Regions from separate parts of the Homo sapiens genome. Here regions 1, 2, 3, 4, 5 and 6 are each linked to region 7. A link is a loop called in an ENCODE intact Hi-C map of the cell type or tissue named here. Cell type or tissue: PC-3. All regions are shown on one strand. Links, peaks and the distances in the headings refer to the core of each region. The heading gives the core; the rest is flanking DNA. Region 1 has its middle 91 kb from the start of HAFML. Region 2 overlaps LOC124900817 (a long non-coding RNA gene). Region 3 overlaps NEIL3 (nei like DNA glycosylase 3). Region 4 overlaps HAFML (HuR (ELAVL1) associated fibroblast migratory lncRNA). Region 5 overlaps LOC105377557 (a long non-coding RNA gene). Region 6 overlaps VEGFC (vascular endothelial growth factor C). Region 7 has its middle 57 kb from the start of SPCS3-AS1.

Region 1 (4,660 bases), core at 325-4,324, 190 kb before region 7:
TGAGATCGCCCCACTGCACTCTAGCCTGGATGACAGAGTAAGACTCTGTCAAAAAAAAAAAAAAAAAAAAAAAGAAAGGAAGGAAGGAAGGAATTTTCATCTCAATCTTATCCAATAACGAGGTGTTTAATATTGTCATTTTATGATAATTTCTAATACATTGATGTCCATCTTGATCACAGACTTGCTAGAAACTAAAAAAGACAAATATATTTTATTTTTCATGTTGAAGTTAAAACTTACATTAGGAATCTAGGTCCCTTGGAGAATGGTGTGAAAATTGGTGTTTCAGATCTTTGATTTAGAAATTCTATGTGTAAGCAGAAAAATAACTGATGGAATGTTTTAAGATGAGATAATATATAAATGGCTCTTGGGCTATAAAACAAGGAAATATATTAATAGTGTTAGCAATTAGTGAATGTTCTCAAATCATTAAGATGCTTATTTTAAACTTCTATGCAAATCAGAGTAGACACTTACGTGTCACAGTAGGCTGTCTTCTGACCTGAGAATAAAGGTAAAATCAAATCACAATTATATAAACAGTCCTCTAAGATGCTGTGTCCTGTTTGCATTATCAGAATGACCTCTTATGTGAAGCAATTCATTTCCAATGTCCTTTATGGGTCATCAGTTGTGTATGAGTCATAGATGGCATATTCAAAAGGGGTTATTTCAGAGAGTTTAATAACAGGACAGAGTTAAGGAAAACAGACAGTGAAACATCCAAAGTTATCACCCATGGCTTGAAGGAGCAAAGAAACGGAGCCAGATACCAGATACCTGTGGCCTTCTGGGGAAGAATACAGTTGGGCCAACTCATGACTTGGCTCAGATGGAGAAGGAAAAATAAATACCTCTACACTTTTTTTCTTATCTTCATATTTCTTGTGGTGCTTCCCATTGGCCACACCAGCTGGAGGCCAAGGGGCATGGCTGGTTGATGGATTCCACAGAGGTCTGCTTCTCATGGTTCGGAGCAATGTGATGGAACTTGGAGGGCAAACAGTGATATCCAGAACAAAAGCTTTTCTAACAGGAATTTATTTTTTCATTCTTTTACTCCTGCCTTGTATGCATATTGTTGAGCACCAATTACATTCAAGATGCAGTACTTCTTATAAAGGTTTCTAGAGGAAGGAAAAAGAGAAAATATGCATATGAATTTATCTGTGTTCTCAAGGTGCTTACAGTATAGTAAGAAAAGTATACAACAGTGCAAGGCAGAATATAATATGCATAAGATAAATACAAAGAGTTGTTATGAGAATTAAGAGTAAAGAAGGAGGTCGGGCGCAGTAGCTCACGCCTGTAATCCCAACACTTTGAGAGGCCAAGGCGGGCGGATCACGAGGTCAGGAGATCGAGACCATCCTGGCTAACATGGTGAAACCCCGTCTCTACTAAAAATACATAAAATTAGTCTGGCATGGTGGCATGCACCTGTAGGCCCAGCTACTCGGGAGGCTGAAGCAGGAGAATCATTTGAACCTAGGAGGCGAAGGTTGCAGTGAGCCGAGATCGTGCCACTGCACTCCAGCCTGGGCGACAGAGCAAGACTCCATCTCAAAAAAAAAAAAAAAAAAAAAAAAAGTAAACAAGGAATGATTGAGGTAATCAGAAAGGTTTCATGAAAGGCATGACATTCGAAATTGGTCTGATAGGCTAGGCAAGGTCTGGACAGAAACAGATGGTGGATCTATCTCACTTGGAGGAACAAAGGGTGGGAGACAAGATGGTGTGAAGATGGAAGCTGTGTCTAGGATTATTCCAGTCGCATTGGAACATAGTGCACCTGTAAGGAAATAATGGGAGATAAAAATCAGAAACAAATCAGATAAAACCAGAATACCTATCCCATATAAACATACGTAAGCATTCATGTTCTCACTGGCACACACATTTATTAAAACAATGTTGTCATAGCGCAGAACTTCAGCAAGTCATTTTTTCAGGTAAATATAAATGCTGCAAAAATGAATTGTACACTGATATTAGTGTATCCCCTAGTGTCAGACAAAATTCCATATGCACACTGGGCTTTCCTTCATTCCAGCTTTGACATAAGCACTGTTTAAATGCGTGGTTTTGCTGCTAGGATCACAGCACCATCTAGTGTGTTCTTTTTCGTTACGAAGCTCAAGGACTTCTGATCTGTTTCTAATCCTATTAGAATAATCATAAAGGTACAAAAAAAAAAAAAAAACCCAAACTGCCATCCATTTTTGTCTTTAAAACATGCAGTTTAATAGATGGAAATTTGTTGGGATTTATTTCTAAAGAATCCCCAGAGAGAAAATTGTTCCGTCTCCTCAGTAACTGAGATGAAGAATGTGTAAAACGTAGTTTCTTGTCATGTTCCCGGTTTGCCAAATCTGGCAACCATAATGTAAAAAAAAAAAGTTTTTTCCATTAAAGACAAATGCCAATATTATTTCTAAGTACATGTTTTAACACTTAAACAATGCATATCCTTACACATTAAACATCAATGATGACTGTGTAGTTATATAACATAAAACTTAACATAAAAACCATAAATACTGTTTACTTTAGTCATTGGAATACGACGATGAAGCTTTCAGCCATATATAATAAACCAAAACGGAAAAATAATCAGATCATGCAACAGAGTAACTGACATGCCAGAGAATCAGTCTCATTTGTCTTGCTGTTGGCTGGCTTAACAGAAGACAGAGAATGATGGAAAGAGAAGAAGACAAGAGTCACCGAGTCACAGACAGAAGAGAAAGCAAAGAACAGGAAGCAGAAAAGGGGAGTGGGAATTTGGGAAGAATGAAAACCACTCATTTTATTTCCCCACTTTCCATCTTTGAGAATTTTAAATTTCAGCATCGGACTTGCAATCCTACCACGTTTTAAAATGAAGCCAATAATTTCCTATTTATCATTATCAAAAAGTGTAACAAAATGAAATAACTAAAAAGAATACGCCTAAGCAAATGATACTCAACAGGGACAATACTCATGCCTCTCCTAAGCGTATTGCAATGTACCCAGACAACATTTAGAGAGAGAATGCCGCCCACGCTTTGGTGCCACAGCAATTAAGCCACTTTCCTATTTAACTTTTTATCTGTTGATACATCTGAAAAGAGCTGATACTAGCTCAAATGAAAGCAAATCCAGCGTTTCCTGATTGGAATATTTCATGTGGAGAATACGTAGGTTGAATGTTAACAAAGAGCCGGTGTATTGAGACGATGTTTCCCATTGCTTTATACGTCGGTGCTTTCAGAACCACAGCTATGGGCAAGAACTTGCCCTTCAATTAGAGTCAGCTGCTACCCCGTAGGCGGTGGCTTGGCATGGTTATGGCCTCCTATGGCCATGTCTTGTTACAGGCTGAATTAACCGGGAGGAAATTTACACTATCTCCATCAAATATGCTCGAAGTAAATATGCTTTCAAGATCACAAAAACCTATATTAAACACATTTTTACTATAGGGGGTCTGGTTCTCCAGCTTCCACAGACATAGCAATCTCCCGGGGTGTTTAGAAATGGATAGCCCAGCGACTCACCCTCAGGCCAACTGAATCAGAATTTCTCTGGGGAGGGTCAGGAATTTGGCATTTTCAACAAGCTCACCAGGTGATTTTGAGATGGATCATTAAAAATAGGCTTTTATGAAAGCAACATGAATTCCCCTATATTTCTTATTGACCAATAGAAGGCTTTTCTCTGTATACTTTTCATAACCATTGTAGTTTGTCCTTTGAACAAGGGGTTGCATGTATCGATAGATTTATACTGCATCATGTTTTAGCAACTGTGATCCTTATAGTTTCTGATGCATCTACTCTAATTACAAGTTCAAAGTTTCAAAATCTTGATCTTCCATTCAAAATTATGAAAGCATATTTTGTTTACTGAAGACTGAATAAAGTTTAAAGTTTACTGAAGATACAAAACAGTTTGTTCAAGGTCCACTATACACTTCTACAAGACACACTCTTTCATTTCCTTCCTTTACATTCTCTTTGTTACTGGAAGCCCCTCATGATTATGTCTCATCCTCTGTCCCACCTTCTTGCTAACCCAATCACCAGGAAAAACGCTCCACCTGCTCTCAACATCTTATTTAATTCCTCTGTGTCTCTGTTCTTCTTTCTGCCTCTGAATGTTCCTTTTTCCTAGAAAACTTCAACATGTTTTTCAAGACACAGATTAAATGTCACTCCCTTGTGAATCCCTCTTCCACCTCATCGCCTCGCCTGCACTCTATGCACCTCACAACACACAAAACATTGAATCACGCCTCTGTGCTTACATGCCTCTCCACTGACCAAGCAGTAAGCCCTTTCAGAGAGGATAGTTTCTTACTTTACTGTCCAGACCCAACCCAGAGTACAGAGACAGTCAAAAATTGTTTATAAATTAAATGTGTAACCAGTTCTAAGCGCTTGTTCATCTGGAAATCTGGAGTAGATGCAAGTATTCTAAAGCAAGACTTTGAAGAAACATTTTAAATAGTTTGATATCTTCAATAGTGAAATACCAAAGACCCCTTTTGCCCTCAACTTATTTTGTTTGAGGGTAGTTCCTTATTTCTTAATCTACTCCACAGAAAAAAAAAAAGGATATGTATTTGAGGTAAATAAAAATGTGTGTGGAATGATAGAGAATGTAGAGG
Region 2 (4,660 bases), core at 265-4,264, 120 kb before region 7:
ATTTTTATTTTTGACTTTTACATTTAAGATAATTTATTTCACAGTCATTTAAGTTTTCATTGATACTTACCAGCTGAGAAAGCTGCCCCAAAGTAAGTGCTGCAAAGTTTTGCTACAGAAGTACTTCAATTAAATCCAACTAGACTTTATGGAGCAACTGTTTTGTGCTGAGCCCAGCGCAGGATACTCTGGAACAATACTAGAAAAATCACAAGCCTGGCTCCCACCCTCAAAGATTTGTTATCTAATTGGAAAGGCAAAAACATATATATGTAGCTGGGCATGGTGGCTCACACCTATAATCTCAGCACTTTGGGAGGCCGAGGTGGGCGGATCACCCGAGATCAGGAGTTCAAGACCAGCCTGGCCAACCTGGTGGAACCCCGTCTCTACTAAAAATACAAAAATTAGCTGGGTGTGGTGGTGGGTGTCTGTAATCCCAGCTACTCGAGTGGCTGAGGCAGGAGAATCGCTTGAACCCGGACAGCAGAGGTTGCAGTGAGCCACGATAGCCCCAGTGCAGTCCAGCCTAGGCAAAAATGAAATAAATTAAAAAATATATGTATATGTATACATATATATATGTGTGTGTGTGTGTGTGTGTGTGTGTGTGTGATTATATTTTATATGTTTTATGTATTCGGCACCACGTATGCTGCTGTAACATAAATTCATGTAATGCTATGCTTCAATGGAGGGTAAATGGACAGGAATTAATTTAAACCTGGGGGAATTGTTAACCGAAGAAAAGAGAGTTATGATTATTAAAAATATAAACCATAAAATAAAGTGCTCTATTTTTCAAAATTATAAGAGATTAGTCAAAACCAAAATAAAACTAGTCAAGAAAATGGCATGGCAGCTCCAGAAATTAAGAACATGCCACCAAAATAAATTTGTATATGTCAGCACATGAGGGTAAAATTATGGGTGTAATAAAATCATGCATTACTGATCTTGAGATGGGTAAATCTGAAAAATATATACGATCTTAACTATTAGGAGAAAGAAAGTTTATTGTGGAAAACAAAACACGGAGGATTGCATCATTTTACTATGCTATGATTTGCACTCATAAAACATGCTGAAAAAATGTTGCTTCTCTTAAAAATCCCTTTGTTTCCACCCACTAAGTAAGAATGTCATATTTCAGTGACTTTATTTGATGAGTCAGAATGAGATGTCCTATAAATGATTGTTTTTAGAAAAAGAGGCAAAAGAACACCCAGAGATCCTAGTTGTTTGGAGAATTGAAAAGATGTTATAGAAGGGAAAGAAATATATGGCCAAATACAGACTTATTAAATCAGAAAATTCAGAGTTTTCAACTTAGACTCATGGGTATAATAATAATAATGTCTATTATTATTCTCATATATATGATTCTAATATTCTATTACATATTTACTATTTTTTCTATAATATACAATTTATAAGATTTATGTCAGGAAATAATTTTAATGAATAATGAATTAATACATTTAATCCTAAATATTATTATATTAACATTGTATATTAATCTAGTTAATCAGTAATATATTATTTTATCATTATGAATGTATACTATCTACACTGTAACTCTCTGAGATAAGTCTTACACTTACCCCATTTACAGTGAGGGAATGAAGCCTAGAAATGAGAAGCGAAGTGCCCAAGGTTACACAGCTGGTGAGTGGTGGAGCTGGGATTGGAATCCAGGCAATCTGGCTCCAGAAAATGTGCTTTTAACACGTGCAGTCTCTCTCTCTGCACAGCAAACAGTCTCTGATAAAATGATCATTCTCACCAGCTTGCATCATGAAGTCAATGATACTCATGCCCTTCCTCTTACCGGAACTGTGGGCCCAACCCCGTTTATCACCAATTGACATCTATTTATTTTTCATATCTCAGGTCAAGTTTCATGTCAGGCATTCCCCAAACCCTGGTCTAAGCCTCTTTCCTCTGTTATATTTTACATAGTCAATTATTTTTCCTCAGAACACAGATCAGCTCATAGTAAGTCATGTGATCATTTGAATAATGTCTGTCTTCAACTCCAGATTCCATGATCCACTTGTGTAGCTCCTACCAACATAACTGTTACATAGTAGGAATCCCAAAGTATTTGTTCAATAAATCAATGGAAGAATAAATAAATAATACATAGATTAAACAGAGTAACTGAGCATACTTAAGTCCACTCATTCTTTAAAGTTTTGTAACTTTTCCAGGATGCTCTCTGTGGTTTCCCCAGTTGGAATCGATCATGTGGTCTCTCCTGAGCCCTCATTGCCCTTGTACCTGTATTTCCATTGTTCTCAGAGTCTGCTTTCTAGGACCTTTAATTCATCCATGTCCACCTCCCTTACAATAATATAAACCTCTGGAAGTCATGAGTGATGTCTTACTTGCCTTTCCGTTTTCCACAATGTCTACCTGGTATATTGAACACCAAAAATACTGAGATTTTTACTGAACTGAATTAGATAAGACTGAATTAGCATTACATGGTACCCTTCCTGTTTAATCTATCCCTTTTGGAGCCCAGACTTGGAAAGAGCTATGCTGGAGTGCCTAGAAAGAACTTTGTGCTTTGTTATAGCCAATTCAAAACAATGAAGTTCTGAATGTGCTTTGCCTGCACATGCTGTTCTACCATGTCAAATGTCCCATTTAACAGGGAAAATCTCTAAGGAAAAAGTGTTCAGATATGCAGACTAAATGCACTGTCTTATGTCTCTAAAATACAAACCACATGCTTTTTATGTTCTAACAGACTCTGGACTCCATCAGCAACTTTCAATACAGTGAACTTACAGTACCCTCAGTTTTGGAATTTAAAATTCATTGTTGCTCATATGCATGTCTTGATCCATACTAGGATTTCTGCTTTCCCAGGAGCGATGAAGGGGTTTCATGATTAATCTACACCTTCTCACCTCATCCCTTTGTGGGTAAAAGCATCTGGGAGATAACCATTTAGTTGTGCCTGTAGCCTGTGGCCATGGAACAAAAGTACCATCTACTGTTCCGCTTGCAGGCAGAGGCCAAACCCACCCCCTGGGTCTCATTAGCACCCATGTCCTTAACAACTGGACCAACCCATCCACACTTAGTTTATTCTGCTATCCACACAAAATACCACGTTAGAACATAAGCTCCTTGAAATCCCAAAAGGAGGCTGGAAATGATTGGCAGACCCTAATTGAAAACTACAATTTGAAATTATGGAATTAAGATAGCAAATGGTATGCCACATGCTGTTAAAAGTAGTGTTTTCAAAAGATAACTTCTTTTTCATTTTAATATCTAATTGCATAACATCAAAAATGAAAGTGGCTTGGTCATTGAATGCCTACTATCCAAGGAGCCAAGGACCACAGCCTGCACTAAGTCCCTTGTTGTTTCAGAGCCTTTTGGATGGAATCCACTGGTGGATTCGTCCTCAAGTGCTATGACAGAGAGAATTTCATCCCATTCATTTCATTGCGATCTGTGATCCCATATTCTTTTTTTTTTTTTAGATTTTTATTTATTTTTCTTCTCTATTACATTTTTTTTTATTATTATACTTTAAGTTCTGGGAAACATGTGCAGAATGTGCAGGCATAGGTATACACATGCCATGGTGGTTTGCTGCACCCATCAACCTATCATCTACATTAAGTATTTCTCCTAATGCTATCCCTCCCCTAGCCCCGATCCCCTTACAGGCCCTGGTGTGTGATGTTCACCTCTCTGTGTCCATGTGTTCTCATTGTTCAACTCTCACTTATGAGTGACAACATGCAGTGTTTGGTTTTCTGTTCTTATGTTAGTTTGCTGAGAATGGTGGTTTCCAGTTTTATCCATGTCCCTGCAAAGGAAATAAACTCATCCTTTTTCAAGGCTACATAGTATTCCATGGTATATATGTGCCACATTTTCTTTATCCAGTCTGTCATTGATGTGCATTTGGGTTGGTTCCAAGTCTTTGCTATTGTGAACAGTGCTGCAATAAACGTATGTGTGCATATATGTCTTTACAGTAGAATGATTTCTAATCCTTTGGGTATATACCCAGAAATTAGATTGCTGGGTCAAATGGTATTTCTGCTTCTAGATCCTTGAGGAATCACCACACTGTCTTCCACAATGGTTAAATTAATTTATACTCCTACCAGCAGCACAAAAGTATTCCTATTTCTCCACATCCTCTCCAGCATCTGTTGTTTCTTGTCTTTTTAATGATTGCCCTTCTAACTGGAGTGAAATGGTATCTCATTGTGGTTTTGATTTGCATTTCTCTAATGACCAGTGATGATGACCGTTTTTTCATGTTTGTTGGCTGCATAAATGTCTTCTTTTGAGAAGTGTCTGTTCATATCCTTTGCCCACTTTTTGATGGGGTTGTTTGTTTTTTTCTTGTAAATTTGTTTCAGTTCCTTGTAGATTCTGGATATTAGCCCTTTGTCAGATGAGTAGATTGCAAAAATTTTCTCCCATTCTGTAGGTTGCCTGTTCACTCTAATGATAGTTTCTTTTGCTGTGCAGAAGCTCTTTAGTTTAATTAGATCCCATTTGTCAATTTTGGCTTTTGTTGCCATTGCTTTTGGTGTTTTAGACATGAAGTCCTTGCCCATGCCTATGTCCTGAATGGTAATGCCTAGGTTTTCTTCTAGGGTTTTTATGGTTTTAG
Region 3 (4,660 bases), core at 494-4,493, 960 kb before region 7:
ACCCATGCAGCATTTTTTGTGCTTCATGTCATACTGGTACTACTGGCTTATAATCACATATACTGCTATGCAGCTGCTTTATACTACATAATCTTATAATCACATATACTGCTATGCAGCTGCTTTATACTACATAATCTTATAATCACATATACTGCTATGCAGCTGCTTTCTACTGCATAATCTTTCTCTTAGATTTCCCCCAAAAGGTCCTATGGCCTGTTACCAAGGTAACTGTACATTGGGGAAAAGAAAATAATCAGACTTTTCAAGGATTATTGGACACTGGCTCTGAACTGACACTAATTCCAGGAGACAAAAATATCACTGTGATCCACCACCAGTCTGGTCAGGTGATCAATGGAGTTTTAGCCCAAATACTTCTCACAGTAAGTCCTCAAACCTATCCTGCGGTTATTTCTCCAGTTCTGGAATGTATCATTGGAAGAGACATACTCAGCAACTGGCAGAACTACTACACGTGGGTTTAGTAAGTGGTCTATTATTTCACCAACTAGACATACAATCTGTAAAAAGATCTTGCTTTTGTTTTATAATATTATTTCTAAGTGAAGCAGAGACTTTTGAAGGTAGTTGCATTTTTTTCCAATTATTGACATCTCCTGGTACTCACTTTACAAACTAGGTTAAAGGTAAAGGCTAGATATTATTCCCTGAGCCAGAGATTTTCCACCTAAATTCAGAACTGGTCCATAAATCATCTTTGGCTCCCTCAGGTTCTTTGGTGACATTATTTACTATTTCCTTTCAAGGACTAAAATACTTTTGAGTCACGTTCTCTTCTGAATAGCCTGACAGTTATTCAGTTATATTCTCAGATTATTAGCCTTTTAGTTAGATGGTTAGGGCAAATGGTATCCCTTTAAATTCAATATCTTACCATATGTCAACATGTTGAGGATTTTCTTTTTGACAGTGAGGACAGAAATATGTCATTCTGTTATTGTCCCCAAAGCGGCACACAGTTATTCTGCAGTGGCACTGACCACAATTAGGACGCTTGTAAACCTTATAGTGTTTAGAGAGAGCAAGTCCTGCTTTACGGCACTAAAAAAAAAAAAAACCAAAAAATTCTGTTATCCACAAAACAGTGCTGCCAAGGAGCCAAAGACACATTCTCGAAAGTCACCTCTGAAAATCATCTGCTAAAAATTTACATATGTTTGTACATATGTCAATATAATCTTTTCTTTCATCAGAGAAAAAGGTATTGACAAGATTTGGTAATATTTGTCAAATAAAATTTGTGTGAAATAAGTCATTATTTAATGACATTAGTATTCAAAATTGCTCTTTGCATAGCTTTATCCTCTTATCTAAATGACATGTAAAAGTTCTATATTTAAAAATGTCTTTTACACTTTTAAGGCTTTTTAAATTAACCATAATTATATAGTTAAAAGAAAAAGGCTAGATTAGCTTGAAATCTGATTATTTTTAGAAGACTGAAACTGCTCACTCAGTTTCAACAACCAAAAAACTTAATTCTAGGGGACAAAATTTAATAAGAGCATTTTCTTTGTTGACCTGAAAAAGGATTTTTTTTTCCTTTTTAACCTTAGAGATTCATTAATAAAAAAAGAAAGAAAGAAAATAAACATTCAAATACCATCCTAGCAGAGAATATATTCCATTTTGGTATAAATTCTACTTCAAAAGATATTTTGATATATTTGGTCAGTTTTATTCCACTCACAAATATTTAAGGCTCCTACAAAGAAAATATCTTGAGTTTCCATCAGCACTGTGAAAATTTAAAAGCCCAGAAATATGGCTCACCACGTATGAGCTGAAAATTACACAATTTATATTAATTTAAGGAAAGTATTGAAAGACCCAATTTAATCTGGGTGGAAATGGGCAGTTTTCTATGGTCATCTTTTTCTGGAGGAAGAAGTAAGCAAATGCAATTTAAAAATAGCCATAGTTACTCAAGACCGATCTGCAGAGCAAGAGGTTCATTCACATTTTAGGCCAATTAATAAAGAATACTACAATACCTGACTTTCTGAACATAGTAAAAATGAAAATTTTGGATACAGAAAATGGACTGTGAAGAAAGAAAATACATATTTGCATTACTTTGTTTAAAAGATGTGTTTATTGAATTCTATATATGCATATAGTATATAACTTTCCACATTTACAAGTCAGCAAGTCCTTCCTTCTCAAAACTGTGGTAGACAGAGAAACATTATTATCCCATTTTACAGATGAAGAAACTAAACTTAAATAAAGTTATCCAAAGAATCTAAACCACACAGATAGTAGTAAGTGGCAAAGCTTGATTGAACCAAGGTCTATAGTCAGTGGCAAAGCCTGATGGAACTAAGGTTATCTGAAAGTGTTACTGTAGGTCAGCCTCTCTAGACTTTCTATATTTTATGTATCCAAAAATAGAAAAAGAGTCTGTGAAATGCCAACATGGCTGCTCCTAACTTGGTATAAAGATAATTGAATATGGTTATAGTTAGACGAGTTTGAACTGACCTATGACCTAGAATTTCAAGATGTTAATTACACCCACATAATGTCACTCTCCCTTAATGTACCTCCATGCTCTTTCCACTAGATGGCTATATACAGCTTTCACATTTTTTGGTGCACTCCAAAAGGAAACCACTGACATTTTACATTTTACACAGTTGAAAAATTTTGCTCTTACCCTGTAAAAGAGAATGCTGAAATCACGTATCATTTTCATGAGGTGATGGATCTGTTCATCTGTTAATTGACAAACCTTGAAGTGGAAAAAACAGCAGAGCCTAGTTTCATGACTTGCTCATTACTGTAAGAAATAATACGCCTTGCCAATTCTGTGAAAGAGAACTGTAAATAGATTTTGAATACAGCTGACCTTTGAACAACATGGGTTTGAACTGGGAGGGTCCACTTATACGCAGATTTTTTTCTGCCTCTGCCATCCCTGAGACAGCAAGACCAACCCCTCCTCTTCCTCCTCAATCTATTCAATGTAATGATGATGAGGAGCAATAACTTTATGATGACCGACTTCCACTTAATGAGTAGTAAATATAATCCTTATGATATTCTTCTGTTTTTTTAGAGACAGGGTCTCACTCTATTGCCCAGGCTGGAGTGCAGCAGCATCATCATAGCTCACTGCAGCTTCAAACTCCTGGGCTCAGCCATCCTTCCGCCTCAGCCTCCCAGGTAGCTGGGATTACAGGCGCAGACCATCACACCTGGCTCTTACCATATTCTTAATAACAATTTCTTTTCTCAAGCTTACTTTATTGTAATAATACATATGTAACACATAAAACATACAGAATATGTGTGAACTATGTTATCAGTAAGGCTTCTGATCAACAGTAGGCTATTAGTAGTTACGTTTTTGAAGAGTCAAAAATTGTATATAGATTTTCAATGGGAGGGGTTAGCACCCCAATTCCTGTGTTGTTCAAGAGTCAATCGTATATGAATATCTTCTAGAGCTCTATTTCTTACGGATCTATTTAGTACCATTAACAGTAGTTATATTTTGAACTGATAATATTACTGACAAAATATGATTCCTATTTATACATTTTAATTGTAAATTCAAGCATTTATTGAATATTTATTCTGTATTAGACATCTTCAAAGTCTCAGCATTGTCTATCAGACACCTTGAGAAGTCTTGCTGGACTCAAAAAAAAAAATTACCAAGAACAATATAAAACAGAAAGAAGGGAAGGGAAAATAGGCACAGGAGTAGATGACCACCAAGGTCACTATCGAGCTTTAGAAAAGATATGCATTTCTATACATGCATTAATATCAAAGTACTTATTAACACATGGAAGAGCTCAGACACAGACCTTACTGAAGAATTTTTTTCTGACACAGCCTAACATAAATCTCAGTGTTACCCTTGCAGAATTATTATTTGGCACATGTGCCGTCAATGGTAATCCCAAAAGAAACCCTCTGATGCCTCATGCTTGTTGCCTGTGTGTGAATATCTATATGTACAGCTGACCCTTCAACGACACAGGTTTGAACTGAGCAGGTCCACGTACATGTAGATTTTTTTCAATCAAACATGAATGAAAAATATAGTATTTGTGAGATGTGAAGCCTGCATGTGTGTAGGGCTGACTTTTTGTGTAGCAGTGTCCCTAGGGCCAACTGCAGGACTTCAGTATGTATGGACTTGGTATAGGCAGGAGTACTGCAACTGATCCCCTGTGTATACTGAGGGAAGCTGCATATAAACAGACACATACATGTACAAAGAAAATCACTTATCAGTGACTATAGAAGTGAAAATCTAATCAACATAGTCATCCTGAAAGTATTATACATATTCAATTGTTCACTTAAACTTTAAAACTTACATACATCCAAAATATTTATTACTTTCCAAATCTTACATACTATATTAAGTCACATCTTGAAAAGTTAAACTGTACTTTTTCAGTAATTGTGCACGTGCTTTTAAGAAGCTAAGAGCTAAATTTCAGAAATGTGTGTGTGTGTGTGTGTGTGTGTGAGAGAGAGAGACAGAGTCTCGCTCTGTTGCCAGACTGCAGTGCAGTGGCGTGATCTCTGCTCACTGCAACCTCCGCCTCCCGGGCTTAAGCGATTGTCCTGCCTCAGCCTCTCCAGTAGCTGGGACTACAGGCATGTGCCA
Region 4 (4,660 bases), core at 173-4,172, 280 kb before region 7:
AACAGCAAAATGCTCACATATTAAATTCAGTGGCAGGGGACAGTTGAGGAAGGCAGAATTATTTCTCCATGAAAGAACATAGATGACACTAATATGTCATTTTGAAGGTGCTGAAGTCTAAGTAAATCCAAGCTGCTACAGATCAGAAGTCATGAGAAAATCCCAAATTATTCATCTCAGCCTTGACAGTCCAAAACGACACCCAGAAAAGTGTGAGGCCAATGTTCGAGGAGAGGAAAATTTTTATCTGAAGGTTTAGAGTCAGCTCGTGCTTTTGGAAATTCCAGACCTTGCCATTTCCAATATTTTCCACTCTGCCCTTTTTTCCTCGGTCCTACTCATCGATAATATTCCAGTGTCATAATTTTTACTATTTATTTTCAAAATCAAGTTTTTTAAAAGTGATTTTTGAGTCCATAAAAAGAGAATGCCTTTACATTTGCAATGAAAAACAGTAAGCCGGGTAAATAATTATTATGTCTTCACGATTGAGAGAGTCTGCTCTCTACTGAAAACTCTTAACATATTTTCTACAGGCAGAAATTGAGAAGTTAACCATGTAGTATACTATTCAGACCCTCTTTAAATATTGTTATTCAAAAATATAAAGCTAAACAACTCCATTAATTAATGTCCTTTAAAAAAACCTGCTTCTGTGGGACATTTCCTCCAGGCATCTTGAGGAGTTATTTAGGCTCACCAAAGAGTTCACTGTCTGGAGAATTATTAAGGCAGAAAAAGAGAAAAGTGATTCAGGTATTATAAAAATGTTTCTTTTTCCTTAGTGCCTTTTATATTTTTGTTAAATTTTGTGTTCCGAATCCTTTTAGACCCTCTCAGCTCTCAAACATTCATGACAGTACCAATCTTTTCCTTAGCCATTGATTCGCAAGGGCAGTGATTCAAGATTTTTACATGTTTCGGGGGGAAGGGTGGTGGTGTCTGTGTGTGTGTCTATTCTTAGCCATTTAGTAGTAAAGATGAATTGAAAAGTTGATTTCACAGAAACTAATGAGTATTGCTATTTCTTATATTGCTTTATGTGCTTTCCATATAGATATTAATTTAGTCTCCATTGCACTGGGTGAGGAAGGTAATGTGATCTCCATTTTAGAAATGTGGAAAGTGAGGCACTAAAAGGTTGAATAAATTTTCCTAAACTAAGAACTAATAAGTGATATACCTGGGAATTGAACCCAGAGCAGCTACCTCCAGAGTTCACTCTCTTCACTACCTGGCTGTTGGGCCTTAAAACATTTACACTGTATTCTTATGGACTCCTTCAATGAGACACAATTGCTAATTCAGGAGCTGTCTGCACATTACATTGGTTTCCTGATTTATTATACAGATGGGGGTGAATGCTTGTTCATCATGAATGCTGATTCTGCTTGGTTCCCTTAACCTAAAAAGAGTTCTCTTTATCCTAAAAAGACATGATTTATTTTAAGATAAAAAAAAGAATTGAAACTTAGCACATGTTATAAACACCTAAACAAAAAAGGAGGAAGATGGTGTGGCAAGTGGCACAGCAGTTGCCCCATCGCAAGTCCTGTCCACTCAAATCTGTGTGGGCTGTGACTGATTGAGCCCAGTGGGGTCATGGGGCTCTCCAAACACCCTTTCAGGAGGATCCCTTGGTTACTCTGCTTCCATGCTATGAGGACTCAGCAACACAGAAGAGCCACATGCGGATGCTCTGGTGCACATTCCCCGCTGAGCACCGCCTTAGATTCATCCCAGCTCAGGTGCCAGACATAAGGGTGAGGAAGCTTCCACATGATTCCAAGTCACTGTCATTCCAATGAAGCCCAGCAGAGGCCCCAGATATCACGGAGCAGAGACAAGACATCTCACTGAATCCTGTCTGAATTCCTGAACCACAAGATCTTCGAGGAAAACAACATGATTATAATTATTTGAACAAGGTCTGAGGTGCTTTATTTATGCCATCATGGTAAATGAAATGGAATTGGGGATCTAGAAATGAAGTACCACCAAAACAAAACCTAAAACAGGTGGAATTTGTTTTTAGGATTGTGTGTCAGACAGATGTCCAAAAAGCCTTGTAGTAGGCTAAAAAATGCCCTTCAAAAGATGTCCACATCATCACCCAGGAAACTGTGAATGTTATCTTTTTTAAGGTTCTTTCCAAGTGTGATCAAAGTATTCTGTGATAGGGAGATTTCCCTGGATTATCCAGGTGGGCCTTAAGTGCAATCACAAATGTCCTTATAAGGCAAAGGCAGAGGGAGATTTGACCGCACCCAGAGACAAAGACAAAGTAAAAACAGAGGCAGAGATTGGAGTGATGCAGCTACCAGAGGCTGGGAGAGGTGAGGAACAGATTCTGCCCTAGAATTTTTCAGAGGGATTGGGAGGCCGAGGCAGGTGGATCACCTGAGGTCAGGAGTTCAAGATCCGCCTGGCCAACATGGTGAAACCCCATCTCTACTAAAAATACAAAAAATTAGCCGGGTGTGGTGGTGGGTGTCTGTAATTCCAGCTACCCAGGAGGCTGAGGCGGGAGAATCGCTTGAACTCAGGAGGCGGAGGTTGCAGTGAGCCGAGATCTCGCCATTGCACTCCAGCCTGGGTGATGAGTGAAATTCCATCTCAAAAAAAAAAAAAGAATTTTCAGAGGGAGCATGGCCCTGCCAATATCTTGACCTTCCCCAATGAAACTGATTTTTGACCTGTCCTCTGGAACTGTGAGAGAATAAATTTCTGTTGGTTTAAACTACCCAGCTTGTGGTACTTTGTTGTAGCTTCCACAGAAAAGTAACACAGTCCTCAAAAAGGGAGTCAGTGAAAGTGTGAAAGAGACTGAGGAGATTGTTATTGGAAGCTAGAGGAAGGAAACTTGTATATATAATGGTAGAAAGCTTGTCAACACAGTTACCACCAGTAATACGGAAAATAAGAAATATGCTAATGAACTTAATCAAGGTAAGGAGGTTTTTGGAAGAAGAGTGTAAGGTGCATTGTGGTTTCTTCTAGCCAGCTATAGTAGAATGTGAGAGCAGAGAGAAATTAACTAAAAAATAAACTCTTCCTTTTCAAGAACAACTATCAAGGGTTTAGGAGAGTCTTTCCAGACAGAAAAGGCTTCTCAATTAAGAAAGAGTCATTGATTCAAATATTAAATCCAGAGAGCTAGCAGAAAAACATTGTCTTGGAATCAAGATGAAACCTTAGATGTGACTACAAAACCCTTTATGCAGACCTCGGAAAAATTTATGTTTGTGCCCTGTAGACACACTGAGATGGACCAAAAGCTTTCAAACCATCTTCAGGGCATGTCTCTGTTAAGAAAAATATTAAGGCTTCTAAAGGTCTTAAGAATGTTATTCCAGGTTGGGTGTGGTGGCTCATGCCTGTAATCCCAGCACTTTGGGAGGCCGAGGTGGGCAGATCACCTGAGGTGAGGAATCCGAGACCAGCCTGGCCAAAATAGTGAAACCCTGTCTCTACTAAAAATACAAAAATTAGCTGGGCCTGGTGACGGGCACCTGTAATCCCAGCTACTTCGGAGGCTGAGGCAGGAGAATCTCTCAAACCCAGAAGTGGAGGTTGCAGTGAGCCAAGATTGGCTCTGCACTCCAGCCTGGGTGACAGAGTGAGACTCCCTCTCAAAATGTTAGACTTATAAATTGACATACAACAAACCCACAACATTTTTAAAGAAATTATATCAGATGGGAATAAAAGGGACAGAGACAGTATCAAATGAAAAAAGGCTTTTGAACTCCAAAACTTTTACTGGCAAGATACATGATTTAAAAAATAAAGAAACAGACAAATACAAATCTGCTTAGCTGTAGACATGGACTACTCCTTATAAAAAGGAAAAATGACTCGGGTGGAACAAAGAGCCCAGGATGAATATAAGAGCTGCGGAGAAGAACTCTCAGGTTGTGGGTCTAAGCCTTATCAAGGAACTGGTAACATGTTCCCTGCTGGATTTCAGAATTGCTATGAAACAGTGATTATATTTTCGAATAGCAGTGGTTATCCTATATCGGTTTGACTATTGTATGTTCAGTGTTTTGGAGAAAGATAACCTCTCTCTTACATTCACAGGTCAGATTGCAAGAAATACTTGAGGAACTGCACTCGAGGTGTCTTATTTACATATCACCCATTTGATTGATTGACTGATTGAGATGGGGTCTCACTCTGTCACTCAGGCTGGAGTACGGTGGAGCAATCACAGCTCACTGCAGCCTAGGCCTCCCAGGCTCAAGTGACCTCCCACCTCAGCCTCCTGAGTAGTTGGGACTATAGGCATGCCGCCACGCTCACTTAGGTTTGTTTTTTGTTTGTTTGTTTTTTGCAGAGACGAGGTCTCATTAAGCTGCCCAGGATGGTTTCAAACTCCTGAGCTTAAGTGATCCTCCTGTCTGGGCCTCCTAAAGTGCTGGGATTACAGGCATGAGTCGGCACACCCAGCCCCATATCACCCAATTTAGATGATAAGATTCTGGACCTTGAGTCTAAAATGAAAGTCAAAATGGAGACTTTTGGGGGTCTTGGGAGAGGGTGTTTTTATTTTGCATGTCAGTGGGATACAAATTGTTGTAGCCCTAGGGCAGATTGTGGCATGCTGCATTTTCTAAAGATGGCCACCAAATAGATCCCATTCAAAATATTTCTCTAA
Region 5 (4,660 bases), core at 225-4,224, 870 kb before region 7:
AAGCCAGGCAGCTGCAGAATGGGGAGACCTTGGTGGTAACTAAAATGGAGCCATAGTAGGTAAGGATGGAGAGGATATGGGTGAAAATCCTATGCCAGGCACTGAGCATGAACACATGCATGATTAATTTCCGTGCAGTCTGATGAAGTAGATATTCTTACTATCTACATTCAATACTCAGGGAATTTGAGGTTGAGGCGCAATTAAACAAATTGCCCAAAGTCCCACAACTAGTAAGTGCATATTTTAATATTTCTCATTGCATACAAAATTAGACAATGGAAGATTTTTAGAAAGAAAGGATTAAAACTACTAGGGCTTTAATACACACAAATAGATATTAGTAAAAATGCAGAGATGCCCAAGATAGGCATTATAATGAGACTCAACAATTGTGACCCCCTCACTCTTCTCTGTATACATTTATTGCTATCACAAACCTCCCCAATATTTTCCTGCTCATGTTCCTTCTAGAAAGAAGTCTTGGCCGGCTACAGTGGCGCATGCCTGTAATCCCAGCCCTTTGGGAGACTGAGGCAGGCAGATCGCTTGAGGTCAGGTGTTCGAGACCAGGCTGGCCAACATGGTGAGACCCCGTCTCTACTAAAAATACAAAAAATTAGCCGGGCATCATGGTGCATACCTGTAATCCTAGCTATTTGGGAGGCTGAGGCAGGAGAATCACTTGAACTTGGGAGGCGGAGGTTGCAGGGAGCCGAGACTGCGCCACTGCACTCTGCACTCTAGCCTGGAAAACAGAGTAAGACTTCGCCTCAAAAAAAAAAAAAAAAAAAAAAAAAAAAAAAGAAGAAAGAAAGAAAGAAATCTGCAGAATATAATAATGATTAGACATGAACCTGCAAGGTTAAAGTATCTATCAGGAACAATTTCCTGTTTTTTTGTTTTGCTTTGCTTTTTTTTTTTTTTTTTTGTCTCTTTCGGCCAGGTGCGGTGGCTCACGCCTGTAATCCTAGCACTTTGGGAGGCCGAGTTGGGCCAATCACCTGAGCTCAGGAGATGGAGACCAGACTGGCCAACATGGTGAAACCCCGTCTTTACTAAAAATACAAAAATTAGCCGGGCATAGTGGCGGGCGCCCGTAGTCCCAGCTACTCCAGAGGCTGAGGTGGGAGAATCGCTTGAACCTGGGAGGCGGAGGTTGCAGTAGCCCGGATCGCACCACTGCTCTCCAGCCTGGGCTACAGAGCGAGACTCCGTCTCAAAACAAAAATAAAAACAAAAACAAAAACAAAACAAAAAAAATCTTAGCAGGAAGCAAATGAAAGGTCAAAGCAGATTATTGCAGTCAGTGGGCACTCAACTAAGGGAAGCTTATAAAATGAAAACAGAAAAAAATCCAAAAAGGCTTCGCCTCCTTCCTTTCATAATAAAATGCTGACACAACCTTAATTATACTGTTATAAACAGTGCTGTTGGACCACTGCTTCACCATATGGGACTGAGAACTATAAATATGTTAGATATTGGTTCTTAGGAAGGGAAAATATAGAATATATCCTTTGTACGAATCATATTTTTATGAGGCTGCTGAAGAGTAGCTGAGTGTTGAATCAAATCACGAATTCTCAAGGCCATCATAATCAGAGTAGGCAAAGTATATATTTGCTCAGGGAAACATCTGTTAAGAAATTTCTCCTGAGTCTCATCAGTAGTTGGCAAGCTTTACTGCTTTAGCTATGTTTTCATTATTGGCCTGTCTGCAGAATAGTTTACACTGGTTGTCCTTGTATCATTAATTCACCGGTAAAGAAATAACCTTTTTAATGGCCCGCCTTTGTTGATAATGCTCACAACAAAATTTAAATTTTAAATAGTCACTCAGTGATTTGTATTTTATTCAGTTGTGCTCTTGAATTTTATGTACATGCACAGAGCTCTGAAAAAGGATAAAAATAGTAAGTTATGAACTGATTGTGAATCATCCATGGTGTTTACAGTTCAGTTGCTTTTGGAGCATTGCAGAAGTTGTGTCTTTAACTAATAATGCTTGGTTCGTAGGAGTCACACCATTACTTCTAATACTTCTCAGTGAAATTATTGAAATCAGCGACATAAAATATACATGGACTTTTTTTTTTAGTTCGAGTAGAGGTACCTTCCAGCAAAATATGCTTTCATCAAACTATCAAATTGATAATAGGAAACAAAACATTTTCTGGAAAAAGAAAAAGACAACCAGAAAATCATCTTTTTTGATACAGTTATCTCATAGGTATCTGTTAGCAGTGGCATGAATAAAATATTTCATAAACTTTTTGGACATAATTACCATTAAAACATACTGGCCAGCATCATATTATTTTCTCTCTAGATTTCCATTTAGTGCTTTCCGTGTGTCACAGAGTCAATGTAAAGCTACCTGGATAAACCCATTAATGAATTGTTGCATAATGTTTTGTAGTTGCTTTGCAAGTGAATTATTTTTGCTGTGGTACTGCTAATACAGCAACCTCTATGCCGTCTATGATTACTAATACGGAATAATAAAAAATTGTAACTTGGTCCAACATTTTCTCTGGTCAAAATGTTGATATAACTTGGCTAAAAATAAGCATGGAGAAAAACACAAGCACTATTTTGTGGTGTGTGAGATCGACCTGCAGTTGTTAACGCTGTTATTAAGTTTCAGTGACTGTTTAGGTCATCAATCTCTGACAAGAACCTTTCAGAGTGCTTGATGATATTGCAAGTAGCAAGCTGTGCTGCATTAAAAGATGATGAATCTCTGTTCAGGTAAAGCTTTGCCCTTTGGCTATCATAATGTATCACCACTTTGTTTACAAATGGGTATTCACTACGCTAAATGGCAACAGAGTGCATGCGATTTTATAAATACGAAACGTTGGCACTAGCTAATATCTGAACATCTAGTTGAAAGTGCAGTTGGAAGTCTAGGGAAAATAATCATAGTTACTTACAAGATAAATAATTTTGTAAATTAAAATTGTTGGGATTCAGCTATTTAAATGATTACAAGTTATGTTTTAAAATAACATGTTTCTATAGAATAACTCAATTTTAACCCTTGGTTTTCTCTTAAAAAAGTCTTTCCATTTTTTACCTAAACATAAATGTGGAAGCATCATACATAAATTTGATAATTTATCAATTTCAAAGGAATCTCTAATCTTTGCTATTAGATTCATGGAGCCACCAGCCACATTTTGTCCAGGTTAGTATTGTTTTAGACAAGAGTCTTATTTTTGGTAGGAAAATTATTTTCTGAACGCAGCAAAATGGAAATGACTTTATCTCTTCTTTTACTGATTGGTTTAAATGCAGCGAAGTGTTACTCCCTTGTATCCTTGCTTATTAATCAAAGGTGACATTTTACAGGCGTGTAGGAGGAAAACCATGTAGTGTTTACCGTAACAACTCCTTTTGTTTTTGAGAGAATGTCTCACTCTGTCACCCTGCTGGAGTGCAGTGCTGTGATCATGGCTCACTGCAGCCTTGATGTCCCAGGCTCGAGTGATCCTCCCACTTCAGCCTCCTGAGTAGCTGGGACTACAGGTGCACACCACCACGCCACGCTAATGTTTTGTATTTTTTTGTAGAGACAGGGTTTCACTACGTTTCCCAGGCTGGTCTCAAATTCCTGGGCTCAAAGTGAGCCACCTGCCTCAGCCTCCCAAAGTGCTGGTATTACAGGTATGAGCCACCATGCTCGGCCTAAAGTCATAAAATATTACAGAAAGTATTGTACCTTGGCTACCCTTCCCTGGTTACCTTCCTTCCCTCCATTCATATCCTGATACATTCATATCATTAGAGCATTTATTAATTTCACATATACATTTGAACTATTACTGTATAATTTATCCATAAATATAATGTAACATTTTGTATATTTTCAGTGTTTTTAAAAATATGATGAGAATATGTGTATTATTATTTAATTTGCATTTATTTGCTCAGTATTCTATTTTTGAGTTTTCACCATGTTAATGCGTAGATCCCTGATTCATTCCTTTTAAGTGCCGTGTATTAAGCTGTTGATGGAGTATACCACAGTTCATTATCCATTCTTTTTTTTCTGATGAGCTGTTAGGCCTGTGTCCAATGTTTCACATTACAAACACCATATTTTAATATCCCACCATCTGTCTGCTTATGCACGTGTGCTCCGTTTCTCTAGGAGAGTATGCACCTGGAAGTTTAAATGTTGTGCGTATCTACAGCTTCACTGGGACATTGCTCTATTTCCCTCCAGGGTATTTTTAATAGATTTATCTTTTCATCAAAGTGTGCAAGTTTTCTATTTTTCCACAACCTCGTCAATGATATTATAAAATATTTTTAAGTTTTATTAATCCGATGGATATGTTTTTCACTATTGCATTCTTTTTCATTTCCCTACTTAAAAATGAAATTATCTTTTCATACATTTATTGAGCATTTGGCTTCATCACTGAATTATTTATATCCTTTTAAAATTTCTTTTTTTGCCTATTTTCTTATTAATTAGTAGGAATTCTTTATATATTATTGTATCTAATTCATTTGTTAGTTACATGAATTGCCAGTAACTTCTCCAATTGGTGGCTAGTCTTTTTACTTGTGAGCTGGACTTTCTGCCTGGGAGTCCTGCCTCTCTTTCTTCTCCTGTGACAACCCTATGCATTTCAGGTCTAGCTTA
Region 6 (4,660 bases), core at 273-4,272, 410 kb before region 7:
CCGCCAGCGCCCCCGCCGCAGCGCCCGCGGCCCGGCTCCTCTCACTTCGGGGAAGGGGAGGGAGGAGGGGGACGAGGGCTCTGGCGGGTTTGGAGGGGCTGAACATCGCGGGGTGTTCTGGTGTCCCCCGCCCCGCCTCTCCAAAAAGCTACACCGACGCGGACCGCGGCGGCGTCCTCCCTCGCCCTCGCTTCACCTCGCGGGCTCCGAATGCGGGGAGCTCGGATGTCCGGTTTCCTGTGAGGCTTTTACCTGACACCCGCCGCCTTTCCCCGGCACTGGCTGGGAGGGCGCCCTGCAAAGTTGGGAACGCGGAGCCCCGGACCCGCTCCCGCCGCCTCCGGCTCGCCCAGGGGGGGTCGCCGGGAGGAGCCCGGGGGAGAGGGACCAGGAGGGGCCCGCGGCCTCGCAGGGGCGCCCGCGCCCCCACCCCTGCCCCCGCCAGCGGACCGGTCCCCCACCCCCGGTCCTTCCACCATGCACTTGCTGGGCTTCTTCTCTGTGGCGTGTTCTCTGCTCGCCGCTGCGCTGCTCCCGGGTCCTCGCGAGGCGCCCGCCGCCGCCGCCGCCTTCGAGTCCGGACTCGACCTCTCGGACGCGGAGCCCGACGCGGGCGAGGCCACGGTAGGTCTGCGTTAGGGTTTGCGGAGAACCCGAGAGTTTGCGTTAGGGTCTGCGGCGGACCCGAGAACCTGCGCGGGGGAAAGTGTGTGTGCTTTAAGCTTGTGTACGTGGGATCCAAAGTTACTGAGCTCAGTGCACGCTGCTTTGGAGAAAAATCTTCTTCTTTTTAAATAGAAAGTTGTTACTAGAGAGGCAAGCAAGTTACACGAGTGAAGGGCCCGGAGAGGTGCCCAGTGAGAGATCCCGAAATCTATTTCAGACTGGTTTCCTCTGGGGCAACCAAGGGGTCTTGAACCCTGCCCAGTCAGCGGGGCTCTGGAGAGTATGAGTTCATTTTGGTCGGGAAATGCTCGTTTCTTTCCCCAGCTGATTCATGGGACTCCAAACAGATTCTGGGACACTGGTGATCAGTCAACCCAGCCTTACTTTCCTGGAGTGTTCATAGTCTGCAGAGCACCAGGCGCTGTGAGCGACTTTAGAAAAAAAGTGTCAGGGACTTTAGTAACCAGGCTCCAGAGCTTTCAGAGTTCACTTGAAGTTGGTCAGACTTGAGATGTAACGGGAGATTAGAGTCAGTTAGATCACAATCAAGCAATGCAAGGCTTGTTTCAACTTTATAAGCTCTTCATTCCTAAAATCTGGTCATGAGATACTGCAAACTAAGTTTTTTTTTTTCTTGTTTGGGTTTTTTGTTTGTTTTGTTTTCTTTTAAATAAGAGGTGTTTAATCCTTTGCCTGAAAATGTTGCCAAAATACTTTTGAGGCATCCTGATTTTGAAAAAGGATTTGTGTGTGTTCCTACTTCTTACTGGCTCTTCCAAAAGAGTATATCTTTATCTAAAAAGTTCATACCTGCCATAACCATATAGAGTATGCTTAAGAGAGTTCCTAAAGAAGTTATATTCGACATTTCAGTTCAAACACTTGCAGTACCCCTTGCTGGAACTATACTGCGGTAGTTTATTTCAACTGGTGGCAAGTGGAGAGGTACCTGTGGTGTGTTACAGTCAACTTTAATTTGACTGTTGATTAACACATACACAATGTGTAGAAAATAGCCTTATATTTTGAAATATTTTATTTATATTTATATTTTGAAATACACTTAAAGATTGAGAAGACTAATTTTTGGAAATCAAACTACCTTTGCATTTAAATTTTGGGAAAACATTAAAATGTTGGAATGTGTAATAATTTAATATAGGGGTTAAAGGAATGCCTCTTGAGTAAAAACAATATACATGAAATAGAACAGACTGCATTCTGTGAATCACAAAAATAATTTTCAGTGCCTATACTTACATTGCCGTAACTATAGTGATGAAAATATCTTTCTGTTCTTAAATACCGCAGAAATGTAATAATCGGCTCAATAACGCTTCTGATAATTTGAGTCCTTGATTTTGCAGTACCTATTTGCTATTTCTGCAAAGTCAAAACTAGTAAAAGTATGATTTAGTAAGGCAACATCTCTGTATTGGTTACGGTCACTTACTTTGGTTTACAGTAAGAAAATGTGCAGTAGAGAGTAAAATGAGAAACATTCCCTGATAAGCCAATAGCCTGTATGAGAGTCACTCACTGCTGGGTGAGTCTAGAATTAATGTACCTTGAGTGTGTGTGTGTGTGTGTTTACGTGTGTTATGTATAGGTATGGGATTGGAGGATTAAAAAAGTTAACTTATTTTTAACTTTCAAAAGTGTCTTCGTTGGTGATGTAAAATTTGCCATTGGTGATATGGCAAATTTTACCATTGCTGTGAAAATCACTATGCATTTTTGTTTGCAAATGTCGCTTTTCATATTTAACCATTTTTATATTCTGTATGGTGAATATGGGTTAGTATTCTGCATGTGATGTGGGTTCCTTTCCTATGTGATGAAACATCATTTCCCATATGAAACATCATCTCTGAGTTCCATAGACCACAAAGCAGTATTTCATTGCTCCATTAAAGTGTCGTTCCCCAGTGGGTGAATAGAGCCTTGACAGGGCATGTGTCATTAATGCATTCAGTGAAACTGCTGTGTCCTTGCTATGAAACATGTCACACAACTGCCAAGAAACTGATATGAAGACTCTATGTCTCTCCCTAGTGGCCTGTACAAGCACCACATTTAGATTTAAGCACTAGAGAAGAACTGGGGAGAAATCAATTGTTAATTTTCTATAACTACATGAACCCCAAGAAAATATTTCAGAAGGTAAACAGAAGATGCTAAATATCTATAATCCCAATAGATGCAATGTTTTCATAACTTTCACCTAGGAACTTTTTTAATATTTAAAAAATCAAAAATAGCACACAAACTATGAACCAAGGTTAGCCATCCAGCCCTTCAGCCCACCCGTAAAGCCATGCAAAAGATTGTAGGTAAAAATCACAAATAGAATGAAGATCTCCTTATTCCTCGACTTATATTTGCATTTACTGGATTCCTATTTCTAGTTATTTGTGGTTGCATGACTTACTGAAAAGTCTTAAAATGTTTCTCTGAAGGATGTTAACACAAACAAGACAGTGTCAAAAAAGTAAGGCAGGCAAAAGTAAAATTAACTGGACATGATGGGAACAAAAGAGAATAGCAAGTCTGAAGCTGTTCTATTTACAATTTTTCTTATAGTATATGATTATGTTTGTCAACATCTACTCTTATAAGAGATTTCTGACATTCCTCTGAGTGATGCTACTTATATGAGGTTTTAGATATAGAAAGTTCAATTCATCTTTCATTTTGATTTCCACTCCATTATAGTCTTCTGAACTATGAATATCTGATTGATAGCTATTTATTCACAAGACAGTTATCAAAATTGCTTCATAGAAAGCAGTTAATTACTGATCTTAGTGGCATATGTCTAAGACCCGTAGATCTCTAATCCTGTCCTTTTCAGTTGAGTTGAGAAAGACGGAGGGTAGTGGATTTAGATTTCATTTTGGACTTCCAGTTCTGGTTCCGGTTCCTCTTGAGAGGAAGGTCCTGGCCTCCTAGTTATCTCCATGTGTCCAACCCAGAATGCTGTTTCTCAGCTCTTGCTGGGGTTTTCACCAACAGAGGAACTGGCGTGAGACTAATGAAGGTTTCCCGAATCCCTGGGACTGTGCTTGCCTGCTTGCCTTTGGCAGTCCTGGGGTTGTTATTGAGAGTAGGAGTTTATAATCATTATCTGTGATGTTCATAACGTGTGTTAAGCACTTCGCAAAGAGCTTTGCAAGTTAGTTTTGTTTTTCACTACACCTCCATAATATGGACATTATTTTATTTCATTAAGGATGATGAACCCAAGATCTGAATGACTTAACCAGGAAAAAGAATAGATGTTTTTTTCCTTTTTTTCTTTTAAAAAAAGTTTTATGGCATATACCAACAGTCCCCGACTTAGAATGGTTCTATTTAGGACTTTTGGACTTTACAATGGTGCAAAGTCGATAGACATTCAGTAGAAACCATACTTCAAGGTTTGAATTTTGATCTTTTCCTGGGCTAATAATATGCAGTAAAATACTTTCTCTGGATGCTGGACAATGGAAGTGAGCTGTGACCAGTCAGCCATGTGATCGTGAGAGTAAACAACAGGTACTCTACTGTATATTAAATATATTTTCAACTCAGGAGGAATTTGTCAGGATGTAGCCCCATCGTAAATCGAGAAGCATGTATGTTTTAGAGAAATGTGGTAATGGGTTTGGGCCTTTGGGCCTGTGATTCAGACTCCTTTCAGCCCCTCTGCTGGTCTCCTTTGGCACACTATAGCAGCGTGCAGGAAGGCAGAGAAAAGCACTGCGTGTGACTTTGCAGTTAGGGGCACCTTGTTGCATTTATTTAGGTCCTAATTCCCCACAACGGGACAAACGGAAATAAACCCAGACTTTCTTCCAGGCTTTACCACATGGTGTTCGTTTGACTAAAGATAAATTATAAATGACCTAATCCATGGTAATATTATAAGAACGACTGCTTAACTGGAGGCTTAACAAGATTTTCTGACAAACGGTTTTTCAAAGTTGTGCTCAAGTAACTTCAGTGAAAGATT
Region 7 (4,660 bases), core at 344-4,343:
GACAGTGTTTCAATTTCAAATTTACAATATAATATGCTAAAAGTCCATACTTCATGGTCTAGACTAATTTAAATGAAATTTTTGTATCACCAGCATTTGTAATGTAAATCCAAGAGTCGAGAGATCTTTAAATTATTGCATTTCAAAAACATTACTGGAAAATGATAAACTATAGGGACCTAAAGTCTCAAACAACTATGATAGAGATTGAATACCTGACAATCTTTAAAAGTAGGGATGTGAGGAAATGAGGAGAGGATTTATTTGCCTCCATTGTACTCATCTCTAACATTAAATATTCAAGTTCATGGAAAAAGCAATGTGTTTATTTTACGGTGCTCTGATACTGTGATAACTACTGTGACTTCTTATGGGAATATTGCTGCATAACAATTGCCAGAGAAGCTCATCAATCTGTGTTTCTCAAATGTGAGCAGCTCATTAGTACAATCTCCACCCAGGGAACACACAGAGCTCCCTTCTCTGCTTCATCCTGCGATTTCCATCATGTCCCTGGACCATCATTACTATTTGTATTTGTAAAATCCTTCTCTTGCCTCTTCCTTTCTGTTATCATTTGATCACTTTGCCCTAAAAGCTGGATAACTGAGTACTCAGTCACTTCTTCTTTTTTTTTTTTTTTTTGAGATGGAGTCTTGCTCTGTTGCCCAGGCTGGAGTGCAGTGGCATGATCTCCACTCACTGCAACTTCTGCCTCCCAGGTTCAAGCGATTCTCCTGCCTCAGCCTCCCAAGTAGCTGGGATTACAGGCGTCTGCCACAATGCCTGGCTATTTTTTGTATTTTTAGTAGAGAAGGGGTTTTGCCATGTTGGCCAGGCTGGTCTGGAACTCCTGACCTCAGGTGATCCACCTGCCTCAGCCTCCCAAAGTGTTGGGATTACAGGCGTGAGCCACCACCCTCTCAGTCACATCTAAAGGGGACAATGTGTGAATCAATGACAGACATGAGTATTGCTCTCTTCTTTTACTTTGTAAATTCCTATATATGCATTCCTATATATGCATTGATAATAAAACATTTAAGGTTTTACAGAAGTTTTTGAGGAAAAGGCCTAGTACAAAAAGTTTTAAATCTAGTATAGAAACTACCATTAGGTTAGAAAACTAAGAGTTTTCTGCATACAAGATTTTCAGAATGATAGCATATTTCCCTTCTCAAATATTAAACTGTACTGTTTTTCTTAAAATTATTAAATAGTTGTTTAGTATGAAACTATGTTTCTTCTTTTCCTAGCTTTTCTCTAGTATGGTATCTTTTGTCCTGGCAAATAACCACTGTTTAATATACATTCCTTAAAACTAGCTTTTGTATTTAAAAGCTATGTAAATTATATACAAAGTCAAAAATCTTCAATAAATAAAATAAAGAGAAACATGGTAATTTTTATTTCGCCTGGTTGCAAATGGCCTGTAGACAATGAGGATCTATCTAAGGGGCAGGAGCAGGTTAAGGTGGGATCCCTGACAAGCATTCTAGCTCTATGTCCCTCCTTCAGCAAGAGCCACCAGATATGAGCAGAAATTTCTATACTTAAATACAGCACTCAGCCAGGCTGTTTCAATGAACTGATTTAAAATACAAGAATCACAAAACAAATGAAGAGACATCATCAGTTTCCCCACAATGAATTCGAGATTTGTTGAGAAAAACTGGTAATATTCTTCCCTTTTAAGGAAAATATTCCTTGAGGATAAATGATTAATTCCTATTAAAATGAGAAAGTAGATTTAAAACACAAAGATAGTTTGAGAAACATCCAAGGATTCATTGACTTTTGCATTTACTACATTTTCTTTAAAAAGGTACCCTCTCACTTTTAGAAAAAAACTCAATTTACGCAAATTAAGCTTGTTTTACCCAGGTTTTATAAAATCTGCCCTTACCTGACAAGCCCTGTGCTAGGATCAATGGCTAGACATAATGATTGTTTGTGATTGTAGCAGGAATGATTAAAAAGCACATTGTTTCACCCACATCTGCATGAATATATATCACACTACATGACATTTTAAAATTCTAAAGTATGAGTAAAATCATAACCGTACATTGACATCAAGGAGTGATTTGTCTTCTCCTACGCAAGTGCAGATTATTTTACCACAAGTGCAAATTTAAATTCTCTGCATGTCTTCTCTGGCTTCTCATTTATTTTCTAGTTACACATTTTGGAAACTGAGATGGAGATTTTTTAAATAATTAAATAAGAAAATAAAAATTCATCATTGTTTGAATGCAAAATGGCTCAAGTCCCTGATAGGTTAATAGGGAGCATTATTATTGTTACAGTTCAACAAACATGTCACTTTGACATAACTAAAGGTGATTTCCCTTCAGCTGGTCATAGGCAGGTGAGAATAAATGGAGATTATTTAAAGAGAATGACTGACATCTGCTGGAATACAAGAGAAATGAACAGAAAACAATGCAAGCATAAATGCTTACAGTTAACAGTTTCAGAATACATCAATGTTTACAATCTGTAACAGAACAATGTTAGCATAAATCCTCAAAAACAGAGGAATAATGGGGTGTAATGGAAAGGGGCATCTTGTGTAATTCTGTTCTGTTGCACTATGCTGAGTCCAATCAAGATAGCTTCACCCTAGAGCAGTTATACAATCTCTAAAAATAGTGCATTTCTGTTGCCTGTGATTTTTCTACATGTTATCGTTGATTTCTATAGTCTGTGGGTTCCTGTACCTTGACTCTGGCCACGTCTGTGCAATCAACTAAACGGGCTTTACAAATCTACAACCAAGGAATTAATTAGAATTGATCATTTGGAGGGTCAGAACACAATTTAGCCCCAAAATAGACAGATCCATGCCATCAAACATTGCTGATCTATGCCTTAAATTGGGCTTTAACGTAGTTCCCATTTTAAAAATGATTTCTTAATGAGGCAAGGGGAGAACGATTTCTTGAGAGCTTACTAAGTTATTCCATTTAGGATATCCTATAATTTCACGTGGTAGGTATTTTTAACTCCATTTTGTAAATGAGAAGATTTAATGGCAGAGAGGTGCAGAAATGTGCCCAACGTTACACAGATTGTAAGTGACAGAGCTGAAATTCATTACTTAATTCTACCTGATTCCACGGTTGGTGCTTTTCACCATACAATTTAATTCAAGGTACTTTTGTATTTTCCAGTGTCAATACCATTTTACGCTACTTTTTAACTGTATACCTTTCTAGTGAAAACTATTAGGGACTGTCCTGAAGAGTATCATGATCTGGTCCTGCTTTTGGATATTCTCTGCAAGCAAGTACTTGGTAAAGATCTGTAAATCAGTAAGAGAGTATTCAACAGAGTCAATGGAACCCATCTTTCCTTTTTTTCTCTAGAACAGTTTAAAAAGCAGTCACAGTCCTCAGTTTCTTCATTAGTACAATGATGGAGATGGACTAGATAACTCCTAATGTATCTTCCAGGGGTGCATCTGGTTAGGAATACAGCAAAGGAAAACAGGTTCATTCAGTTCATTATTATTCTGCAATAACACACTAACATAATCAGGGCAATTAGCTACATATTGTACTCATCATTCATTAATTGCAAAAGTGTTTTTTTTTTTAATTTTTGTCTTTGTTTATAATGCCTCATGGAAATTGAAGTGAAAATATGTACTCGAAGATAGTCTATTTTTACACACAAACACACCTGCCAAGAGCCTATCTTTCCTGACAGAAACATTTGAAAAAAAATATATTTTCATGTTATTTTTCTCTTACTCTTTCCACAGACTAAAAACGAAATCTACATTTTGCCTGAAAAAGAAAATGACTATGATCAGAATTTAAAACACATGCAAAAATTATTTTAAAAAGTTTCATAATAAAAGATTATTTCTATGAATTACAATACAATATATCTAATATTGCACCAGCTTCTTAAGAAGTTTTCAAATTTCCAGAAGTTGTATTTTTTAAAAAAATTCCAACATGCATAAACATAGTCTGAATATGGTTTCAAATGTTAACATAGACGGTAAAAGTAACACAATACAAATGTCTTCTGTAATTTATCAAATTTCTGCATTAAAATATATAGCAGGTTGAATCTTGAATTCAATACTACCATCTAGTGGAAATCAACCAAAAATGCAGCAGATAATGCTACTTTTGTTTTTTCACAAGTACAACTGCTATTCTTCCCATTGTCTTGCAATAACTAAACCAGTGGTCAAAGGACTGATGAGAACCTCTTTGAAATAAGTATTTTCTTGTAACAAAAACATTATTTGTTTTATTAGGTAACATGCTTATGGAATATACTAAACAATCTGACTGATTATAAAAATATAAATATAAAGTATCTAATCATGGGCTTATTCTTGACAACCAATCTCTCATACAAGACATTTATATATATATATATATATATATATATACACGTGCTTTTACATAAACATGTGTAAGACATTTTATATATATAAGACATTATCTATTATATATGACATTTATGTATATTGATTGTGCTTTTGGATGCAATTTCCTAGTATTTTTTGAGGATTTTTGCATGTATATCCATCAGAGGTATATATATAATTATATATTATATATATTACAATATATTTTATATATATATAATTTTAAGGAAAAGCAGAGAGTTTATTCAGTGATTTAACTTCCTT

Evidence for each region. Hi-C counts contacts between places; a loop is a spot of excess contacts. Peaks named below come from ENCODE experiments on the same cell type or tissue, not always from the same donor. Only the 100,000 strongest peaks of a DNase experiment are listed, where the experiment ranks them.
Region 1: a loop joins it to region 7, with 11 times the contacts of the local background. A loop is called at or near these places in 4 of 110 quality-filtered maps.
Region 2: a loop joins it to region 7, with 4 times the contacts of the local background. A loop is called at or near these places in 11 of 110 quality-filtered maps.
Region 3: a loop joins it to region 7, with 16 times the contacts of the local background. A loop is called at or near these places in 31 of 110 quality-filtered maps.
Region 4: it touches region 7 in a loop (5-fold over the local background); 3 of 110 quality-filtered maps call a loop at or near these places.
Region 5: a loop joins it to region 7, with 20 times the contacts of the local background. A loop is called at or near these places in 9 of 110 quality-filtered maps.
Region 6: a loop joins it to region 7, with 14 times the contacts of the local background. A loop is called at or near these places in 44 of 110 quality-filtered maps.

The regions. Positions count from the first base shown.
Region 1 is chr4:176,561,214-176,565,873 of GRCh38, reverse strand. No RefSeq gene overlaps it. Among named protein-coding and RNA genes, the nearest start is that of HAFML, 91 kb to the left of the region's middle. In PC-3, for the core only: a CTCF peak has its summit at 2,124; no DNase peak of the experiment used is centred there; H3K4me3 peaks cover 307 bases.
Region 2 is chr4:176,496,169-176,500,828 of GRCh38, reverse strand. All of the region lies in intron 2 of LOC124900817 (a long non-coding RNA gene), which reads right to left. Among named protein-coding and RNA genes, the nearest start is that of HAFML, 160 kb to the left of the region's middle. In PC-3, for the core only: no CTCF peak of the experiment used is centred there; DNase peaks (open chromatin) are centred at 1,138 and 1,798; H3K4me3 peaks cover 335 bases; H3K27ac peaks cover 2,950 bases.
Region 3 is chr4:177,337,884-177,342,543 of GRCh38, reverse strand. NEIL3 (nei like DNA glycosylase 3) reads right to left here. Exons shown (of 10, transcript NM_018248.3): 5 at 2,687-2,761; 6 at 902-1,068. Among named protein-coding and RNA genes, the nearest start is that of NEIL3, 30 kb to the right of the region's middle. In PC-3, for the core only: a CTCF peak has its summit at 2,598 (motif pointing right); no DNase peak of the experiment used is centred there.
Region 4 is chr4:176,657,907-176,662,566 of GRCh38, reverse strand. The region is part of intron 1 of HAFML (HuR (ELAVL1) associated fibroblast migratory lncRNA); the gene reads right to left. Among named protein-coding and RNA genes, the nearest start is that of HAFML, 6.1 kb to the right of the region's middle. In PC-3, for the core only: a CTCF peak has its summit at 1,816; no DNase peak of the experiment used is centred there; H3K27ac peaks cover 341 bases.
Region 5 is chr4:177,244,122-177,248,781 of GRCh38, reverse strand. All of the region lies in intron 1 of LOC105377557 (a long non-coding RNA gene), which reads left to right. Among named protein-coding and RNA genes, the nearest start is that of NEIL3, 63 kb to the left of the region's middle. In PC-3, for the core only: no CTCF peak of the experiment used is centred there; no DNase peak of the experiment used is centred there; H3K27ac peaks cover 1,057 bases.
Region 6 is chr4:176,788,129-176,792,788 of GRCh38, reverse strand. It overlaps VEGFC (vascular endothelial growth factor C), which reads left to right. Exons shown (of 7, transcript NM_005429.5): 1 at 1-624. The coding sequence starts at 478. Among named protein-coding and RNA genes, the nearest start is that of VEGFC, 2.5 kb to the left of the region's middle. In PC-3, for the core only: a CTCF peak has its summit at 2,740; a DNase peak (open chromatin) is centred at 2,618; H3K4me3 peaks cover 4,000 bases; H3K27ac peaks cover 4,000 bases.
Region 7 is chr4:176,375,659-176,380,318 of GRCh38, reverse strand. No RefSeq gene overlaps it. Among named protein-coding and RNA genes, the nearest start is that of SPCS3-AS1, 57 kb to the right of the region's middle. RefSeq lists an enhancer at 2,277-2,416. In PC-3, for the core only: CTCF peaks have their summits at 2,409 (motif pointing left) and 4,100 (motif pointing left); a DNase peak (open chromatin) is centred at 2,368; H3K27ac peaks cover 1,922 bases.